Linked DNA regions of Homo sapiens: region 2 is linked to region 1. A link is a loop called in an ENCODE intact Hi-C map of the cell type or tissue named here. Cell type or tissue: heart right ventricle. All regions are shown on one strand. Region 1 overlaps DYSF (dysferlin). Region 2 overlaps ZNF638 (zinc finger protein 638).

Region 1 (2,500 bases):
AACCCCTGACCTCAGGTGATTCACCCACCTCGGCCTCCCAAAGTGCTGGGATTACAGGCGTGAGCCACTGTGCCCAGCCGTCATGAAGTGTTTTTGTTTTTGTTTTGAGACTGGTCTCATTCTGTTGCCCAGCTGGAATGCAGTGGTGTAATCATGGCTCACTGCAGCCTTGACCTCCCAGGCTCAAGTGATTCTCCCACCTCAGCCTCCTGAGTAGCTGGAACTATAAGCGTGGGCCACCATGCCTGGCTAATTTTTTGTTTTTTGTAAAGATGAGGGTCTCACTATGTTGTCCAGGCTGGTTTTGAACTCTGGGCTCAAGAAATCCTCCTGTCTCAGCCTCCCAAAGTGCTGGGATTATAGTTGTGAGCCACTGTACCTGGCCGTACCCAGGAGTTTTAATATCACTGCTGTTTCTTGGTTGAATTCATTATTGCTTTGATGATTGCTAAATAGTGATATTCTCAGTTATTTTTCCTGCATTAGTCAGTTGGCATTTCGTGGTCAGGAAAAGCTTTCTCCTCTCCTATTTATTTACTGTGGTATGGATTTGGGTATTTCTATTTTATTCAATTGTTTAATCTGTTACTGTTATTATGTATTTTCATGTTTCTATTGTCTCAGATTTGGCCTGTGGGAGCTCTTGAAAGTTGGCTTCTGTGTCCTTTTGACATGTTTTTACTTTTTATTATTTATTTATTATTTTATTTTATGTTTTTGAGGCAGAGTCTTGCTCTGTAACCCAGGCTGGAGTGCAGTGGTGTGATCGACTCATTGCGACCTCTGCCGCCAAGGTTCAAGCGATTCTCCTGCCTCAGCCTCCTGAGTAGCAGGGATTACAGGTGCATGCCACCACGCCTGGCTAATATGTTTGTATTTTTAGTAGAGATGGGGTTTCACCATGTTGGCCAGGCTGGTCTCAAACTCCTGACCTCAAGAGATCCGCCTGGCTCGGCCTCCCAAAGGGATTACAGGCATGAACCACCTCGCCCAGGCTCTTTTGATGTGTTTTTAAGAATCAGTCATTCATTGAGCATTTCCTTCCTTTCTGGTGCAAGAAGATGGTCCAGGCTCATCTTGTATCTTCCCTGCCCTAGCCCTGGAAGTAGTTATTTCTCCAAAGAGCCCAACTTACCTTTTGCTGAAGTGGAAGAAAGTCCCAGGACAGTTGTTAAAAGTGCAAATACCCAGGCCCACCCTAGACCTACTGAACTGGCATCTCTAGGAGTCAGGTGTGGCATCTGGGCGGAGGGGAGGACTTTCTTCTTTTCCCCTCCACGGGTTGCAGGAGCTGAAGGGACTGGCTGCTCACGTGGCGACACCTGGTGGTGATTCAGGAACCCACAGGGCAGGTTATGTTCATTCCTTGGGTGAGGGAATTCAAGGGTCTCAGTTGCCTTTGTTGACCTCCTCCTGGGTCTCCTGGGATGCTGAGCTAGCTCTTGTCTCCTTCCTCAGTGTTCTGAGCCCTGCTTTCCACCAGTGCTGCTCTCCTTAGTGTGGCTGTCCCCAGGCCCCAGTCTGGAGAGTTCAAGCTCAAGAGCTGAGTATGTCGGGAGCCTTCAGGCCCTTCTCTCTTGGGACTGAGTTTGCTCTGTGAGTCCCTGGACGTCCCTAACATCATTCAGCAGAAAGGTCCAGTGAACTGTGCCAGAGCCACTCAGAGGGACATTATGCCTCAGGAAAAATTGTGTTTATAAAGGGTTTGTCAAAACCTGGGGAGAGCTTATTGCCTGACATTCAGTAAAAGAAAATCATTTTGCATACAGCAGATCTGTCTACTATTTGTTTGAAAGATTGGAGAGAACTGGAATGTGGAGTCACGGAATTATGGACAATTGGTTTTCTTTTGCCTTATTTTTCCTCTTTAAGCTTTCTGTGCTTCCCAAACTTTCTTAGAGTATCCGTTGCACTAATTTGAGAGACTGGCTGCCCCAGGAGGCTTGCTGGACCTGTGGAGCCGGGACAGGGCTCAGGCAGGCCCGGGAGCAGCCAGGCTGCAGATCCTGCTGAGGTTGTGCCGTTCCCAGGTTCAGGGTGAGGGTTGGGGTGGGGTGGGCGCATGGGCAACCCGACCTCGCCTGTGAGGGATGTCACCAGTCCCTCTCCTCTCTGGCCGGTGCAAGCCGGGGCAGCTGAGGATGTGCTGGGGGGCAGGAAGGAAGAGGGCTCTGCAAGCCTGGCAGCACACTGAGACCCTCTCAGTGCTAGCTGCAGCCTGAGCAAAGCAGAGCAAAGCTGAGTTGTCCCTGGAGAAGTAGGGGCAAGCCATTGACTGAGCAGAGTGGCCAAAGGGACATTTTCCTGAAGACAGGCCAAGTGGATAGTGGGAAAAATCCTGCAGGTGAGGTTGGATCCCTGATTCATTTGCAGAAGTCCACTACGTGCTACATCAACTAATTTGCTCCACATTTGACCTGTGAGGAAGGTGCTATTGCTATGACTAACCCCAATTTTATAGATGAGGAAACTGAGGCACAGGGCGGTCACAGATCTTGCC
Region 2 (2,500 bases), 160 kb before region 1:
TGTGTCTGTTTGATGTAAACAGTGTCCAATTAATATTAAAAATATGGGTTTTAGTACTACTAGAGACTCTTCTTCTAGCTTTCTATTTGTATTATTAAACAGGATGTACAAACATTTCTTTTTTGTAGTCCACAATCAGTTCCATGGCTTAATGAAATAGTTTAGGATTTGTCATACCTTGTTGCTGAGTTTAAATTGATGCTGAGCATTGCAAATCAGTGTACCTTCTTTCAGATAGTTCTTGCCAAGGCAGAATCCAAAATTATTGTCAACCGTGGTTTTAACTGTGGAAACTTCTAATGACCTAAACTAAAATGTATTTCAAATGGAAACAAATAATAACATTTTCCTTAAGCAAAGTGTTGAAATACGAAGTTATTTAGTAAGTTTTCTGCCTTTCCAAATGCTGGAGGAACAGTAAAACATTGAGTAACATACATATTGCTTTTAACTAATTGTTTCACCTTGGAAACTGTATCTTTGTAAACTGTATTGGCTTTTTTTTTTTTTTAACCAGATGTATCTTCCAGAGTTATTTATGGGTACACATTGTAATTTTAGGACAGATTTATTTGTAAATGAAGTAATGTATAAGAAAGCATTTTGGGCTGGGCATGGTGGCTCACGCCTGTAATCCTAACACTTTTGGGAGGCCGAGGCAGGTGGATCACCTGAGGTCAGGAGTTCGAGACCAGCCTGACAAACATGGTGAAACCCTGTCTCTATTAAAAATACAAAAATTCACCAGGCTTGGTGGCACATGCCTGTTAATTCCAGCTACTAGGGAGGCTGAGGCAGGAGAATCACTTGAACCTAGGAGGTGGAGAGTGCAGTGATCCGAGATCGCCTCATTGCACTCCAGCCTAGGCAGCAAGAGTGAAACTGTCTCAAAAAAAAAAGAAAAGAAAAAAAAAAAAGAAGCATTTCGTTAATTGTAAAGCTCAAAGCTCTATATGTAAGGGATATTGTATCTTTGAAATGTTGTTACTTTTAAATTTTGAAAATAGATTTGATCAGTAGCATTTTTCCCCATGTTTTTCCTAATCTTATTTGCCAGTATAGTGAGTACCTTGTATGGAATGGTACTGGTCTATCAGGTAGCATTTTTATTTTATTTTTATTTTTATTTTTATTTTTTTGGAGACAGAGTCTCGCTCTGTCGCCCAGGCTGGAGTGCAGTGGCGCAATCTCGGCTCACTGCAAGCTCCGCCTCCCGGGTTCACGCCATTCTCCTGCGTCAGCCTCCTGAGTCGCTGGGGCTACAGGTGCCCGCCACAACGCCTGGCTAATTTTTTGTATTTTTAGTAGAGACAGGGTTTCACAGTAGTGTCGATCTCCTGAACTCGTGATCCGCCCTCCTTGGCCTCCCAAAGTGCTGGGATTACAGGCGTGAGCCACTGCGCCCGGCGGCATTTTTTGATTGTTGATGTTGTTAGCGTGAATTTTAGAGGTATTTGTCATTGAAATATTGTATTTTGAAGATGCTGTTTCACAGATACCGTTTTACTTATAGATTTTTTGGTGTTTTCTGGTGTGTTGTTTTTATATTTGCAGTAAGTTTTTTCTGATCCATGCTTTTATTTTCTCCAAGTTTATATATTGATTTCAAAATGAGCATCCACGGGTATGATTTTGAAAATGTTTTCTGTACTAAAATATTTTCAAATGGGATCAGTGAGGTATGGTATTAAGTGCATTTGTTTCAAGGCCTTTAATTTTTGTTTGTGAAAATTTTACTGAGCAGCCAAATGCTATTTATGAGTACGTTTGTTTAATTTTTGAACAAAATATTATTTGTCTTTTTTAAAAGCCTAATTCATTAGTCAACATGAGGAATATTCTAATTTCAACACTTTTCTCCTTTTACAATAGGATTGGATTCAGCATCAAAATACATCTACTCATATTGAGAGCTGTCGACAGTTACGTCAACAGTAAGAATATATTTTTCCTTTATTATAGATAGCATATTTACAAAATAGTTAATGTTCAGATGTGACTGTTAAATACCTTTAGTATAATACTTTGGAGAAAAATATTTTTGGAAAGCTATTGTCTTTTAAAAATATTAGTTTTCTGGAAGTATATTTAATATTTTTCCAAAATGGTAGAATTCAGTATATCCTTTGACACTTTTCTAACTTAATTCCCAGTAGGTAAACTTTTTATGTCATTAGTTCATTCTTTGCTGGCTTACCTTCCCCAGGATCTTTTATCTATATCAGAGCAGGTATCCTTTCTTCTCCTATCTCCACCTCTTCCCATAGGACAAGTAACTGAAAATCAGTGCAAACCAAACACCAGTATTTAATTTTGGACCTAAAGCTCTTCTCTGACTTAGAACCAGTTTTCAGAATATACCTTAAGTAAGGGATGGACAAGCTAGATGTCTTGCTTCCTTAACCTTGGCTCTTCAATTCTTCCCCCTTTTTCTTCTTAAAGACAGGGCACCTGTGAAGTTTTCCCTACTGGCCATAGAGGTGAAAAAGTGTGATTTTAA

Evidence for each region. A loop is a pair of places that touch in the nucleus more often than their neighbours do. Peaks named below come from ENCODE experiments on the same cell type or tissue, not always from the same donor. Only the 100,000 strongest peaks of a DNase experiment are listed, where the experiment ranks them.
Region 2: a loop joins it to region 1, with 2.9 times the contacts of the local background. A loop is called at or near these places in 1 of 110 quality-filtered maps.

The regions. Positions count from the first base shown.
Region 1 is chr2:71,509,077-71,511,576 of GRCh38, forward strand. All of the region lies in intron 4 of DYSF (dysferlin), which reads left to right. Among named protein-coding and RNA genes, the nearest start is that of DYSF, 44 kb to the left of the region's middle. In heart right ventricle, CTCF peaks have their summits at 1,335 (motif pointing left) and 1,535; a DNase peak (open chromatin) is centred at 1,315; H3K27ac peaks cover 611 bases.
Region 2 is chr2:71,353,847-71,356,346 of GRCh38, forward strand. ZNF638 (zinc finger protein 638) reads left to right here. Exons shown (of 28, transcript NM_014497.5): 3 at 1,873-1,934. Among named protein-coding and RNA genes, the nearest start is that of ZNF638, 23 kb to the left of the region's middle. In heart right ventricle, no CTCF peak of the experiment used is centred here; no DNase peak of the experiment used is centred here.